Linked DNA regions of Homo sapiens: region 2 is linked to region 1. The links are chromatin loops, found by intact Hi-C in ENCODE. Cell type or tissue: dorsolateral prefrontal cortex. All regions are shown on one strand. Links, peaks and the distances in the headings refer to the core of each region. The heading gives the core; the rest is flanking DNA. Region 1 has its middle 52 kb from the start of LINC00486. Region 2 holds the start of LOC100271832 (a long non-coding RNA gene).

The links. A loop is a pair of places that touch in the nucleus more often than their neighbours do. Peaks named below come from ENCODE experiments on the same cell type or tissue, not always from the same donor. Only the 100,000 strongest peaks of a DNase experiment are listed, where the experiment ranks them.
Region 2: a loop joins it to region 1, with 2.8 times the contacts of the local background. A loop is called at or near these places in 2 of 110 quality-filtered maps.

The regions. Positions count from the first base shown.
Region 1 is chr2:32,873,137-32,881,476 of GRCh38, reverse strand. No RefSeq gene overlaps it. Among named protein-coding and RNA genes, the nearest start is that of LINC00486, 52 kb to the right of the region's middle. In dorsolateral prefrontal cortex, for the core only: no CTCF peak of the experiment used is centred there; no DNase peak of the experiment used is centred there; H3K4me3 peaks cover 894 bases; H3K27ac peaks cover 1,238 bases.
Region 2 is chr2:32,923,543-32,931,882 of GRCh38, reverse strand. It overlaps LOC100271832 (a long non-coding RNA gene), which reads right to left and starts at 4,796. Exons shown (of 4, transcript NR_183187.1): 1 at 4,646-4,796; 2 at 3,760-3,851; 3 at 3,478-3,647. RefSeq lists an enhancer at 6,941-7,110. In dorsolateral prefrontal cortex, for the core only: CTCF peaks have their summits at 4,886 and 5,111 (motif pointing left); a DNase peak (open chromatin) is centred at 4,912; H3K27ac peaks cover 2,650 bases.

The DNA.
Region 1 (8,340 bases), core at 133-8,132:
TAAACAATTATCACTCAAAAGGTACCTACAGAATTTTCACCTCAATCTTTTATCGCAAAAACAGTGGAAATCTATAGTCCAGAGACCTTCTTTAATAATGAGCCACTGATAAACACAATATATATATATAATTCATATAACATTTCTTTCATGTTGTAAATTTTTTTCAAGCATTATACAATAATGAATTTGCAACAGGCTTTCAATATTATTTACAATATTTCCTTCCAGTACGAGTTTTCACATGACTTTGAAAGTAATTGTTAAAATTGAGAACTTTTCTGTATTTTCCACACTACTCGGGATCCAGTCAGGTGTGATTCTCCTGTTTATAGGGTCCATCTTGTGTGCATGATCACGCGTCTATGAAAGGATATGGGAAAAGCAAAGGCATTCCCACATCTCATACATTCACAGAGCTTCTCTCCAGAATGAGATATTTTAAGTCAGCAAATGCAACTAAAAGAACTAAATGGGCCAGGCGTGGTGGCTCATGCCTGTAATCCCAGCACTTTGGGAGGCTGAGACGGGTAGATTATCTGAGGTCAGGAGTTTGAGACCAGCCTGACCAATGTGGTGAAACTCCATCTCTAATAAAAATATAAAAATTATCCAGGCATGGTGATATGTGCCTGTAGTCCCAGCTACTTGGGAGGCTGAGACAGGAGAATTGCTTGAACCCGGGAAGCAGGGGTTGCAGTGAGCTGAGATTGTGCCACTGTACTCCAGCCTGGGTGAGAGAGCGAGACTCCGTTTCAAAAAAACAAAATCAAACAAACAAAAGAACTAAATGCCTGACCACATTTCTTATACCGTAAGGCTTTTCTTCAGTGTGAGTCCTTTCACTTTTTCAAATCATGTTTCTTACAGTTATAGGTTTTCTTTCTCCAGTTTGATTGCTTTCATATCTTTGAGGAAAACTGGGAAAATTAAATATTTTCCCATATTGCTTACATTTGTAGTTTTTCTCCACTATGAGTTCTTTCATGTTTGCAATGGTAACTGGAACAGCCTAAAGCTTTACCACATTTTTTTTTATACTTTAAGTTCTAGGGTACATGGGCACAACGTGCAGGTTTGTTACATATGTATACATGTGCCATGTTGGTGTGCTGCACCCATAAACTTGTCATTTACATTAGGCATTTCTCCTAATGCTACCCCTCCCCCCTCCCCCACCCCATGACAGGCCCTGGTGTGTGATGTTCCCCATCCTGTGTCCAAGTGTTCTCATTGTTCAATTCCCACCTTTGAGTGAGAACATGCGGTGTTTGATTTCCTGTCCTTGCGATAGTTTGCTCAGAATGATGGTTTCCGGCTTCATCCGTGTCCCTACAAAGGACATGAGCTCATCCTTTTTTATGGCTGCATAGTATTCCATGGTGTATATGTGCCACATTTTCTTAATCCAGTCTATCATTGACGGACATTTGGGTTGGTTCCAAGTCTTTGCTATTGTGAATAGTGCCGCAATTAACATACGTGTGCATGTGTCTTTATAGCAGCATGATTTATAATCCTTTGGGTATATACCCAGTAATGGGATGGTTGGGTCAAATGGTATTTCTAGTTCTAGATCCTTGAGGAATCGCCACACTGTCTTCCACAATGGTTGAACTAGTTTACACTCCCACAACTGTGTAAAAGTGTTCCTATTTCTCCACTTCCTCTCTAGCACCTGTTGTTTCCTGACTTTTTAATGATTGCCATTCTAACTGGTGTGAGATGGTATCTCATTTTTGTTTTGATTTGCATTTCTCTGATGGCCAGTGAGTTTTTCTCCAGGATGATTTGGATCTTCATTTTAAATGATATTTATACACAGTTTGAATTGCAGAAATTTAAAACGAAACTATCTCTTCTCCTACATAATTAACCCACACAGTCACATCTAATCATTGCAGGGCTTAAACGACTTTTTCCAAATATGAACATAATAAAGTCCCCACAGCTCCCATGCCAGTCATATAGTCCTGTTGAAATGTTTTAGGGCATTTATAGATTTCTGTTGCTTTTCTCTGGTTTACAATCATCCTAGAATAAAAGCAAAGTTCAAAAGAGGGTAAAGTACAATATGTTGACAGATACAGGCATTCCTAACAAGAGCTGGTCTCTGTAATAGTCTACATGCCTAGCCAGAAGAATGCAAACCAACAATTGCTTATTGATCCCAGCAAAATCGTGCATCTTTCTCTCTTTGGGCATACATATTGTATCTTGGAGAAGCTCGAAAAATCAGAAATCGAGTTATGGAAATAGATAATGGTGATGGTTAAACAATACCATGAAAGTGCTTAATGCCAGTGAGTTGTACAGTTAAAAGTGGCAAAAATGGTAAATGTTATGTATATTTTACCACAATAAAAAATTCTTTAGATTAGAAACATTAAAATATCTAAAGAATAGTTGAATAGTAGGTCAAGTGAAGTTTTAAAAAAACTAACCATTTATATGGCTTTTGGGCAAACAGCACTTTCGGAGTTGACAAGGTCAAGTTTCCAAGTACCATGGGTAGTTCTATTTCTCAGACACTCTGTGGATTGAGGCTGCCTCATGCTTTTTGCTTTCTCCACCAGGAAAAGAGCAAGCTATCTGATGATTAAAACAGTCAGTGATTCCAAATTTACAATATGGTTTTCCTCTGCCTCTGGACAGGACCCTCTCTGCTATCTTCTCCTGTCTGGCCATCTCCAGTCAGTCATCTGGTCTCCTAAGTCCACATGGCATTATTTGATATTAAGATATACAATTTTAATCTGTGTTAATTCATCCTTGTTTACTTTGAAATGCTTTTTCCTACTGGCATATTGTGTAGATTGGGTAACTGTGGAAAAGCCTTAATAAACTGTATGTGGATTTTGTTAAACATTTAGCATCTGTTTTCCAAAATCCACTAGTGAAGGACTCAGAAAAGCTAATAAGGTGACCAGTTCATTTTATGACAGGGTCCTGTCACCTAAGAACTGTGTGCCGTATGTGCCCCAGAAATAGCTGACTCTAACCAAATAGAAAAACAAGCCATCCGCATTTTTTCTTGCCATGGCCTTAGTTTACAACCAGCCAATATATGATGAAAGTTTATGCTCCTTTTCCACGTAAGTTATTTTTCCAACTAAAAATTGTTCCCAGCTGTTCTGACCCAGATGTGTTGGCAGTCCGTACTGTGAGGGCCTTTATACAGGTGATGAAGTCCTCAGACAATAAAGTTTACACGACTTGTATACAGCTGGTCTCCAATACAACTTTGGACCTACAACACCCTTTCCCCCACCAGAAAAAAGCAGCGGTTTCCTGACACTTCACTCGGGGCACAGTTCAAAGGGGATTTCAGTGCTGTAGGCCCAAACTTGTGTAGGCCCTGGACTTAGGAAGGAAAAGTAAGACAAATTACCCAGTTTTCCTCTTCCCCTGGAGAATTCAGCCTGCTGTAACTGAAAATAGCTCCAGCAAGAAAATGACCAGAAATTGTCCCTGGGATTTGGCTTCCAGGAGAGGTTAGCTGGGATATCTGAACGCGCCCACTGAGTTGCCATCTGTCTTTTAGCTTCACATTGTCTCATTTTTAACTGCAGCCTCACCCTTTCCTTTACATTTAAATGAAAGGTCATTTTTAGTACATAGAGGTTGTGTGTAAAATCAGTGCAAGATGATGTTTCATCAGGAAGTTGTAGGATAAGCAGAGCAATGGATCACAATTGGGGTGACTGTACATCCAGGTTTTCTCAAGACAATCCCAGGCAGTTGACGTCTATCGGGCACTTCATTGTTAGAAAAACATTAAAACAGTGGAATTCGACAAGCTGGGATGGGTTTAGTAGCCCTCTCCTTGGCATTCTCAGTTGCCAGCAGTCTTGAACAATAGTGATGAGACCTGTGCAATAAACTGAGTTCTCACTGTAACTCCTGATAAAAATCTAAGGAAGACCAGCTATAATACCCTTCTCTCTTTTCTCAACCATTCCCTGATAAGGTGCAATTAACACGGTCTCTGAAAGACAGCTGGACAAATTACAGTGTGTCCAGTTACAAGTTTCCAGGGACTCAGTGGCGTTGGGAGATGTACTGACCCTGCTGCCAGCCACCTTTCACTAGTGCCTGCTGTAGCCTGGGAGGTCCATGAAGCTGCCTGGCCACATGTCAGCAGGGTCAGTGGGAAATGTGCGAAAGTATAGTTTAGGTGAAGTGAAATATGTGCAGGAAAGGGAGGCTGAGTAGCCCATCACAGAGCACAGAAACCGTAGTTTGAATGTTCTTGTGTACAGTGGTTTTGTCACTTACTTTATAATTTATCTACAACCTTTATTTATTGCATTGTTTGGTAACATACATTTCTTTTGCAATAAACCCCTTGGCAGCAATCAATCAGCTTGAAAAGGTCAAAGCACATTTTTAGTGAAAAATTAAAATATTAGGTTGTAGATGAATGTGTAACTTGCAAAAAATATTTGTTGATATCTAGCATCCACTGCTGGGATGTCATAATGATAACACTGGTCACCTGAAAACCAGAAAACGCGAATTTTCTGAAGAAGCATCAGAATTTACTTCAAAAGTCAGTAGTTACCTTAAGTAGATCATGCCCAAAGATTATTATAACACACACAGCTGCATGAGGTGTGTTTTTATATTATTCTGCGAAGCTTAATTTTTCACATAGATGCAATAACTGTTCTAAAATAATTTCATTCATTTTCCACTCCCAATTTTCTGGTGCATGCCTGAAACATTAAGTATTAGCTGCAAATGAGTCTCCTTTAGCAGAATGAGTACTGTGTAAACAGTGACATGACACCAGTTTTATTTCAATTTGATTGAATATATTTATGTTATAAATATGTAACATAATGTTTTGAAGTGATATATGAAGTGATTACTACAGTCAAGTCAATTAATGTATCTGTCATCTCACAGTTATCCTTCTTTGTGTCTGTGGTAAGAGCATGTAAAATCTACTCATAGAAAATTTCCAGTATGTAGTACAATATTATTAGCTACAATCATTATGATGTACTTCCACTCTCTAGATTTATTCATCCTATTAACACATAACTGCAACTCTGTGCCCTTTGATCTACAGCTCTCCATTCTGCACCCCCTGCACCCACTTCACCTCTAGTAACTGTCAATCTACTGTTTCTATGTAGTCAACTTTTAAAAAATATTCCATGTATAAAAGAGATCATGCACATTTTTCTTTCTGTGTCTGCCTTATTTCACTTAGCATCCATGCTGTCATCAGTGGAAAGATCTTCTTTTTTAAAGTCGAATAATATTGCATTGTATTGATCTATATAGAGAGATACAGATACCACAGTTTCTTTATCCATTCCTCCATTGGATAGACATTTGGGTTGATTCCATATCTTGGCTATTGTGAATAATGCTGCAATGAACAAGGGAGCGCAGATATCTCGATGAGGTGTTGACTTCATTTCTTTGGTTATTTGTGTGTTTTGTTGGTTTGTTTTCTTTTTTTCTTTTTTTTTTTTTTTTTTGAGACGGAATTTTACTCTGTCACCCAGGCTGGAGTCCAGTGACACAATCTCAGCTCACTGCAACCTCCGTCTCCTTGGTTCAAGCGATTCTCCTGCCTCAGCCTCCTAAGTAGCTGGAATTACAGGCGTACACCACCACACCTGGCTAATTTTTGTATTTTTAGTAGACGGGGGTTTCACCATATTGGCCAGGCTGGTCTTGAACTTCTGACCTCCAGTGATCTGCCCGCCTCGGCCTCCCAAAGTGCTGGGATTAAAGGCGTGAGCCATTGCACCCGGCCTGACTTCATCTCTTTGGATAAATACCTGGCAGAGGGATTGCTGGGCCATATGATAGTCCTATTTTTAATTTTTTGCAGAACCTCCATGCTGTTTTCAGTAATGACTGTACTAATTTATATTCCCACCAACAGTGTACAAGGGTTCCCTTTCCTCCACACCCTCACCAACACACATTATCTCAACTTTTTAATTATAGCCATGCTAACAGGTTTGACACCAGTTTATATCAGGGTCATCAGCTGCTTCCAATGAGAAATCAGTCCATTGTAATAATAGTTCTTTTAAAAAATGAACGTATTAAATAAAATTAAAATGTTGGAAAGTTCATTCTGTTTTTACCTTTGGGTAAAAAAATCTGTCATCATTTTGACCGCTATCATAAATCCAGTTTCAAAGTTTCATCACTGAAGAGAAAGTTTGCTGTTGAGGTAATAAGTTTTAGTGGCCAGAATCCTGGGGGAAACAGTATTCTTACTAAATCAAGAGCCTGTGGAGCAGAAATGTACTTGGACTGCAGTGGAATGTGTATAATTAGCACATTGTACAAACAAGCTGTAGTGGCCTGCCAATGGAAATGAAAGCTGAATTGTCAAATTTTTATACACACACACACGGATCACAAAATTCTCCCTGCTGCCTACCCATTGACTTAGAAACAGCAAAGCCTTTATGATAAACTACTTTATAAAAATCATCCTAAATGTTCTACAATGCTCCGAATTTTGGTTGCATTTTGTTCAAAATAATTTGGAAGTTTTTAACCCTTTCCCCGTTTGCCCCGAGAATACTTGCCGGCAGCGCTTGCAGCTGCAGCGTTTACCCTGAGATAACTTTGCCACGAAATATCTTGCTTTTATTATTACTTTCGCGCTGCTCGAGTATATCAACTTTGGAAACAAAAGATATCATTTTATTTACAGTATCCAATTTTAGTAGTGGTATTTCCATTTACAAAATGTAATTCTCGATCACTGAAAATGTCAAATCTTAGAAAATGTAGCACTCCTATGCCTGATGTTAACATTGTTCTCAAACAGTTATTGGCCAAAGAGTCATTTGATGAATCTGATTTTTCCGAGATAGGCAATTCTGATGTTAGTTCTGTTTAGAAGTAACTCCAAGAACCAGTTTTTATATTTTATTTTCACATTGAAAATCAGTCAGATTTGCTTTAGCCTCAAAGAGTGTGTTTATGTAAAATTAAATGAGCACTGGCAGCAAGCTGCACTTTTTTTTTTTCTAAACGGGAATTAATGTATTGAGCAAATGGGTTCTTTTTAAACCTTCAGCTTTTGAGCTTGAAAGTTTTAGAGAATTACAATTACTGAAAACCAAATTGACAAATAGGCAGAATCAGCTACATAATTGGCAGGACCTAGAGTAAAATTGCAATTGTAGGATCCCTTGGTCAAAAATTAAGAATTGGCTGGTGTGGTGGCTCACATCTGTAATCCCAGCCCTTTGGGAGGCCGAGGAGGGTGGATCAGTTGAGGTGAGGAGTTTGAGACCAGCCTGGCCAACATGGTGAAACTCCGTCTCTACTAAAAATACAAAAATTAGCCAGGTGTTGTGGTAGGCACCTGTAGTCTCAGCTACTTGGGAGGCTGAGGCAGGAGAATCACCTGTACCTGGGAGGCAGAGGTTGCAGTGAGCTGAGATCACGCCACTGTACTCCAGCCTGGGCGACAGAGAGATACTCTGTCCCCTAAATAAATAAAATTAAGAATTTCAAGATGGTGGCAGCAGAACATGAAACCCATTGCGGGGTCCTTCTAAGCACTGGGTTCCATGTGACTGCGCGGTTCATAAGCCCATCAAGCTAGCTCTGCAAAGGAAGACACTGGAATGTGTCCCTCAAAGCTAGCAGGGGAGGGGGGTTAATGACAGCTCTAATAAAGTACAAATTTGGAAATGCTATAATTGTGCACTGGACTATCTCAACTTGTGAGAAGAATATTTTGATGGAGCCTCTATTTTTATTTGGATTTAGATTCTGTCCCAGAATAGAATGTAATTGAGAAGGTTTACAATTTTGAACTACCTAAATTTGGTGAACCATTCAAAAGAATCGTAAATAGAGACAACCTATTTGACAAGTTGTATCAATGAAAGGCTCTCTGAATAGAGGTCAAAAGTACCTAAGAGAATATTTAAGCTAGATTCGTCACACATTTAATTTTTTTTGTTTGTTTGTTTGTTTGTTTGTTTGTTTTTTTTTTTTTGAGACGGAGTCTTGCTCTGTCGCCCAGGCTGGAGTGCAGTGGCGCTATCTCAGCTCACTGCAAACTCCGCCTTCCAGGTTCATGCCATTCTCCTGCCTCAGCCTCCTGAGTAGCTGGGACTACAGGCGCCCGCCACCACGCCCAGCTAATTTTTTTGTATTTGTAGTAGAGACAGGGTTTCACCATGTTAGCCAGGATGGTCTCAATCTCCTGACCTCGTGATCCGCCCGCCTTGGCCTCCCAAGGTGCTGGGATTATAGGCGTGAGCCACCGTGCTTGGTCACACATTTAATATTTTTAAAAATTAGAATTGAGAATGGTCTTTACTTAGCAGAATAGTT
Region 2 (8,340 bases), core at 121-8,120, 50 kb before region 1:
CTGGGTTCAAATTCACTCTGTGTACCTATTCTGAAACTATATTTTAAACAAACAAACCAAAAAAAAAATTTAAAATGACGAGACACTTGGCAAAGGTAAACACAAATAGAAGGAATGTTCTCCAATTCAAGCCTCATAAAATTCTCACAGCTAGTGCCTCAACAAAAATGAGCTCACAATTTTTAAAAAAAATCACAAGACCACCCATGTAGTAAGACATCATCAGACAGGGTTAGAAACATCAAACAGTAGAATCAGACATTCAGGCTTTGGGTTGGAATTATCACGTAGAGCAAGGTTAGCAAACTTTTCTCTAAAAGGCCAGATAGTATACATTTTAGGCTTTGCAAGCCATGCAGTCTCTGTCACAAAGATTCAGCCTTGCTATTCTACTGTAAAAGCAGCCATGGGCAGTATGCAAATGAATGGGCTTGCCTGTGTTTTAATAAAACTATATCTACAAAAACCGAGAGTGTGCCAGAAAACCATGCCTTATAAATAAATATGTTTTCAATATTTAAAAAAACTTTAAAACATAAGCAAGGAACAAAATACTCTTATAAACATCAAAAAAGATTAACTTCTGAAAGTAAAATAGTTGAATTTTAAAATTCAACATATGAGTTGACTAACGAATTAGAAATGAAATGTATAATTAATAAATTGAAAGTTGGATGAGACAAAACGACTTAGAATATAGTTGAGAGAGAGAAAAAGGATATCATGATATACACATGAAAGTTTAAGAAGTGTTCACATTCATCTAATGAAAGTTCCAGAAAGAGTGACTAGAGAAAATGAGATGGAAACAATATTCAATAATTTGTATGGTTCCTTATATTTAGGAAGTACAAAAAATTCTAAAAAATATTCACACCCAGACTTATCCTGGTGAAATGAAAGAACATTAAAGACAAATTTAATAGCTTAAAAACAGCTAGAGAAAAAGACAGCTTTCCTGTTTTACATCTAACTTCATATGAACAGAGCAGAAACCAAAAGATTACAAGATGATGTCTTCAAAGTGCTAGGAAAAATGTTTCAATTTACAGTTGGATACCCAGTAAAACTTATCTTTCATGAGGATGCAATAGAATATATTTAGGTGAACAAAAGCCAAGATAATTTACTCTGGACAGATTCTTAGTAAAGGAACTTCTTGAGGATATATATACCTTGGAAAGAAGGATATATATACTTCTCCAGAAAGGAGATGTGAACTGTAAGTTGTAAGAAAGATAACCACGTGATCAAAGACATTTGTAGTCACATGGATACATCTAAATAAATATCAACACTAATAAATCTAACTTGTAAAGTTATAAAAGTCAGAGGTTGGGAGAGATGAGCTTCTAAAGCAGAGGTCATAGTCTATTTCTTAAAATGGTAAATATATGAATGTATGTGTGTGTGTGTGTGTGTGTGTGTGTGTGCGTGCGCGCACGCAAACATGCATATACATACATGCATGTTGTAAACTTTTCTATATATGATACATTTCACAAGACTTTTTAATAGAAATAAAATACTGGACAATACTAGCTTATAAGCTGAGAAAGAGTTAAAATACTCTAGGTTTTAGAAGGAGGCTGAATCTAATTAATAACTTTAACTATTAAAAAATTAGAATCTATACATTCCAAAATATTGGAGGAGAAAAAAATGGAGTAGGAATTTCATCAAATAGAAAGTGTAAAAAGATGGTGAAAATAAATCCAAATATATCAATGATCATAATTAAATAAAAAAGAATTACGCTTGTCAGCTAAAAGATAGTTAATTTTTAAAAATCCAACCATATTCTTCTTACAAGAAACACATGTAAAACAGAAGTACACCAAATGTTTGAGAGTAAAATAATGGGAAAAGCTACATTAAGGGAAGTGAATTTTTCTAACAAGCAAAATAATAACTTCCTGTTTGCTTTCAGATGTAACCACTGAATCCTCATACAAAGGATATGTTAGTTTCATATATCATAATGAAACTAAGAAAACAAATAAATGTAAAGAGAGAAATCAGGGAAAAAAAACTTAGGTTAAGGATTAATATTCTCTGACAAATCTAAAAATCTGAAAAAGCAGTTCCACCAGTGCTATACCCATGGAATTCAAACAAGCATTGATGGAAACCTAGGGCTGAATGGTATGAGTCAAGAGTAACTATCATTTCTCAAATTTGGGTCAAATTTCTTAATAATGGAGTTTACAAAATAAAATTAGATCACATTACAAAATAACTTGCATTTGGAGACAAAAGATGCTGTGATCACTTTCAATTGTATTAATATTGCTCTTTGAAATGAATGAGACATTAAACACAAAGATTCTAAGAAAAAGTAAATACAAAAATAATTTTGAAGTGTGAACGAATTTGACTACTTTTAAGATTCAGGAACAAATATTTATGTATAAAGGTGGACAATTGCTGCATTAAAATAGAGGAAGGGCTAAAATGTGAAGCTTATGAATAATGAAATGATTTTATAGTTATTTTAGTGGCATGGGGAAATGTCCATGATATAATTAGTTAGCAAACAAAACCATATATGAAACTGTATATTCACAATAAAAATATGTTTAAATGTCATCAAATGTGTCTAGAAACAGGATTGGGAAGAAAAACAACAGAATACTAAGAGTGGTGGGGAAATGAGTGATTTGTATTTTCTACTTTATATTGTATTTTCCAAGTCTTTTTTTTTTAACAATGACCACTTTAATAATCAGAAAACAGAATAATTGTATTTTCAATCTTTAGTATTTTGTGTGTTTACATATATTATGGTCCAGAATCCCAGTGAATGAAGATGTGAAAAATGAATTCTAGAAAGATGAAACATGACAAGACTTTAAAAGAATGTTTTAAAAGACAGAGAAATCGCTAGCCTAATTGGTAGGTAACTTGATATAAAGTTAACTTCTTCACTTCAGGTCTCAAGAATGTGCACCAAAGTGAGTCCCAGAGGTTGCTATGGCAATGGAGGTAAACCTGATTAGGTCGGCATTCACTCTGCTTTCTAAGGTAAGGCCAGGGGAAAGAACATAGGATTCTTTTTTCTTTCATTTTTTAGATGGAGTCTCACTCTGTCACCCAGGCTGGAGTGCCATGAAGCAATCTTGGCTCACTGCAACCTCTGCCTCCTGGGTTCAAGCGATTCTCCTGCCTTGGCCTCCCAAGTAGCTGGGTCTATGGGCACCCGCCCCACCATGCCCAGCTAATTTTGTATTTTAGTAGAGACAGGGTTTCACCATGTTGGCCAGGCTGGTCTCAAACTCCCAACCTCAGGCGATCCACCCACCTTGGCCTCCCAAAGTGCTGGGATCACAGGTGTGAGCCACCGCGCCCCGCCTAGGATTCTTGAATCAGACAAATCCCCACTCTGTGCCTCTGTTGTATTTCCTCTCCCTTCTCTTCTCCCTCATTTGTCCCTCTTGCCTCCCCAGTTCTCTCCTTTTACCATCTTTTCCTCCCTACCTCTTAGCCTCCGCTGCACTTGACACCATCAGACTGTGTTCTTCCTGAATGCCCTCCTTTCTGGGCCTCCATAGGGTGCTGCATTTTCCTGAGTGCCTTCCTCACCAGAAGTTCTGGAGGGCATCATTTCTGGATTCATCATTTCTGACTGTACCCTTGGTGCTCAGGACCTGTCCATGGGAGGTGCCAAAAAATATTTGTTGACCAAATGAATACATGCATGAATGAGTGAATGAAGACAATTCCTCAGTCTCTTTTGTGGGCTCCTCTTCATCTGCTCACCCTTCAATGAGGACATTCTCCAAGATTTCGTGCTTAGTTGCTTTTTCTTTTCATTCTGTACTTTTGTCCTGGATGACCTCTCTTCCCTTTGCCTTAGGTAACATTCAGGTGAAAATTATCCCCAACTTTTCAACTCTACCGCATCTATTTTTCACGTCTATATTTCCACTGCTTTCAGTTGGACCCATGCTCACCCCATATTCAACTTGTCAAAAACCTCATCCTTTTCTTTCCCATCTTTCTTCCTCTTAAGAGCTCCACCTCCATTGATAGTACCACCATCTCCTCAACATCTGGATTTAAGCTCAGAGGACCCTTTTACTCTCCTCCTGCCCTCCCTGATTCCTGTCTACTGAGCACAGCCATACTCTGGAAGTTCATCCTTTCTTTCAATTCCATCCCCACTACCCCTGTGTCACTTCCCACCAAGATCATCACCAAACCCTGGGACGTTTTCTTACTTTGAATCTGCACTTCCCGTGACTGCTGGGTTTCCTAAACCACAGAACTCCTCATTGTCCCATCATGCTCAAAAACACTTTCTGTTTCTCATTGCCTCCAAAATAAAGCCCAGGCACACAGGCTCCTCGCAGTCTCGTTCGATCTATCTTTCCTGCTTCATCACCCTTCCCCATAGCCCCCACTCTGCCATCTTCAATCTTTCTGTCTCTATCATCTCCATCTCCAGCCCCATCTCCCTCTTCGTCTCTGTCTCTAAGAGCCTTGCCAGGTTTCTGCAGCCAACAGTCCCTTCATGCTGCCTCCATGACCACTGACATTTCTCGCCTGCCCGGATGCCATCTCTCACTGCTGTCTTCTCAAACTGCTTCTCCTCCTCCAGGGCCCATATCAAGTATCACCTCTTCTGAGCAGCCTTTTCCCAAACCTTCAGTCAGGATTGAGGGTGCTCTCCTCTGTAGTCTGGTAGCATCTGACGGTGCCTCCCTGAGAGCACAGCCCACAGCTGTCAGGTGCAGGTGGGTGGGCAGAGGGAGACAGTGAGGTGCTCCTGAAGAACTTGAGCACAGGGATAGAATGTTTCTCCTCTAGAGTGAGCTCATAAAACAATGTGTCATGGGAGAGAACAAAGTGCCTGCTAGCTCAAAGGAACAATGCCTTTGACTAGCAACAGCTGTAGCCTGTAGCCAATGACGTCAAGGAAGCTGCAAAAAGGCTGTGTTAACAGAAGCAGGGCTGTTAGAGGAAGGCCAGAGTCAAAGAAGCACATTCTTGCATTTTCCAATCTTTTCCAGGGGAGGAATGCTGATGGGGGTGGGGAGGTTGGATTTCAGGCACTGGAGTGGTGGTGTCCAGCAAGGGACAGGGCTAGTTTCTCCTCTCATCTTACCTTGACCTGAACAAACTATCCTGGGGGCCCCCTGCTGTCTAGTCGTGCTCATCAGAAAGTCTCAGTGTAAGTAGCCACACTTGAATGTGCGCCGTATCATGTAGAAAGGGTGGCTCTCTAGAAATTATTCTAGTCCCCAAAAGGACTATTCCACCCCACATGTTCATTTCTAGCCTACAAGTCAGTCTGTGGTTTGGGCATCTTCAGTCCATCAAGAACTCTGTGGTCATGCCCAAGTCTAGTTTCTGGGCCTGCAAGTCATGGAAATGCCCCTGGGAGGCAGCCGTCCAGCTGTCCCCCTCAGCAGCCAGGGACTGCCACCCTATTCAAGATGCTACAGCCAAGAATTAGAGTTAACTGTGCCCAGCAGTGTCCTCCCACAAGACCACAGGTTCGCAGGCTTTTTCTGTAGAGGGCCATCCAGTCAAATATTTTAGGTTTTGTGGGTGATAAAGTCTCTATCTACTTAACTTTGCCCTTATAGTGGGTGCTCAGCAGCCATAGACAATATGTAATCAAACAAGCGTGTCTGGATTCCAGTAAAACATTATTTACTAAAATAGGTGGTGAGCCAGATTGGCCCACAAGCCATAGTTTGGCAAACCCTGCAGCAGGTCATGAGTTCTTGACAGTAGTGACTGAGTATTTCCTCCTTGGATCCACTCATATATGCCTAGGGCATATTACATCCTCACTGTGTCTGTGGAATTGGACTGAATGCTTTTCTCCTAAATGGCCCACAGGCCTTTGCATAGTAGTGATCACGGTGAACAGAGAACCATCCCATCTGAAGGAACCTTAGAGGTACCCTCCTTGTCAGCAAAGAGATCCTTCTGTAGTATCCTTGACGCATGACATCTAGTTAGCATCCTTCTGCGATGCCTCTGCCTTTGTGTGATCATCCATTTACTCGCCTGATAGCTATCGGGGACTGTTAGCATGTCCAACCCACGTGTGATGAACTGGAAGAATGATCCATCCCTCTTGTGTTGACTGCCTTCCAAGAGCTACTCAGTAAATACTTGCTATACAACTGATTATACTAGTAAGCTAATTTTGTGAGCCAATTTTGGCAGAAGCTGTTTGTTTTCTGCAGAAATTTTAAGCAACCAAAATAAGGATTTGAAGCAGAGAAAACATATTATCTACTAAAAGCCTACAGTGGTTCCTTCCGTGGCTGTAAACTCAGCTGTGATACCACCTGCCTTCTGCCGGCTGGGATGCAGGCTGCAGCGTTGCCCAAGAGTCAGTGGGCAAATGGTGCTCCTCCCAGCTTGGCTACTCGGACCCAGGGATCTCACAGAAGCCTGGCAAGGCTGACAGCTCTCAGGGGGCCTGTGTGGGTTCTTTCCAGTGCACACATTCACTCTGGAGCAAGCCTCAGCATGTGGACCGGGGAGAGAGACTCCCTTTGGACAGTGAGCTGCTGAAGAACAGAGACTGAGAATTAATTGTATTTGAATCCTAAGCAGATGAAAGAATTCTGAGGACACAGCAGGTGCTCAACAAAATTCCCATGTATTGCCGCAAGGAGCATTTCTTTCTTTTACTTTTTTTTTTTTTTCAATGAGACAGAGTCTCACTCTGTCGCCCAGGCTGGAGTGTAGTGGTGCAATCTCCACTCACCGCAGCCTCCGCCTCCTGGGTTCAAATGATTCTTCTGCCTCAGTCTCCCAAGTAGCTGGGACTACAGGTGCACGCCACCATGCCCGGTTAATTTTTGTATTTTTAGTAGAGACAGGGTTTCGCCATATTGGCCAGGCTGGTCTCAAACTCCCGACTTCAGGTGATCCACCCGCCTCGGCCTTGCAAAGTGCTAGGATTACAGACGTGAGCCACCACACCTGGCCTTTGGGGAGCATTTCGGTATCCCTGTTACCTGATACCTCTCACGTGAGTCTGGCCTTGGCAGAGCCACCCTAACAGGGGCTGTGCTCGATCCCAGAATGTCTTCTTCATAATACCAATTCTGCACTTTTCTATAACACTAAAATTTGCAAAGTGCTTTCACATGGCCTTTCTCTTTCTCTTTTTAAATTCACACTGAAATATTATCTAGGACAACTATTTCACATGTCTCCAGGCCTCACCAACTTGTGAGCTCCCATTACAATGAAGCCTCCACCTGTAGACCTACAAGCCTTCAATAGCCCTGATCCCCCCACACCCTCATCACTTGAAGTCTCCTTTATTGCCTTCTAGGTGTCCTAGAAGCTGTCTCAGATTGGCTCATGAATAAGGACACACACCCCTCTACTCTCCGGATCCTCAGAGTTGCTCACTCATGGCCTCCAAGCCATTTGAGAGCAGCACTTTGCTGCTGGTGTTTCTCCTGAGCCCTTAGGGTGCAACAGATTTTTGGTGGAATGAGCAACAGTGGCTCTGCTCATCTTCAGGTGAGACTTCTGTCACCTAGACGACTTCTTTTTTTTTTTTTTTTTGAGATGGAGTTTCACTCTTGTTGCCCAGGCTGGAGTGCAATAGCACGATCTTGGCTTACCACAACCTCCTGGGTTCAAGCGATTCTCCTGCCTCAGCCTCCTGAGTAGCTGGGATTATAGGCAAGCACCACCACGCTTGGCTAATTTTGTATTTTTAATAGAGACGGGGTTTCTCCACGTTTGCCAGGCTGGTCTCGAACTCCCAACGTCAGATGATCTACCTGCTTCAGCCTCCCAAAGTGTAGGGATTAGAGGAGTGAGCCACCGTGCCCAGCTAATTTTGTATTTTTAGTACAGACGGGGTTTCTCCATGTTGGTCAGGCTGGTCTTGAACTCCCAACCTCAAGTGATCCGCCTGCCTCAGCCTCCCAAAGTACAGGGATAACAGGCATGAGCCACCTGGCTACCTAGGCTTCAAGGCTATGCTGTCCTCCAATCCGTACTTCATTAGGCCAGAGGTGGGGGAGTCAGGAACAGGGAAACTTATGCCCAGGATAAGGGACAAGGCATGGGACACAGTTGTCATACCACCCTTCCATTTTCCTCCTGCCATCTCTTGGCTCCCTACATTTAAAGACACCTATTATAGAAACTCCCCTTTCTCCTCCAGTGAAAAAAGAAAATTCCTCATACATATTATCACATTCACACAAATGGCTTGAGAGAAGGGTCACTTGTGCACACATCTAATTTCTGCTAAGCTTCAGCCAGCCCTGCTATCTAGGCATTATCTTCCCATTTTATGGCTAATAAAATCGAGATTTACAGCCCATATAAATAAGTGAATAGGAG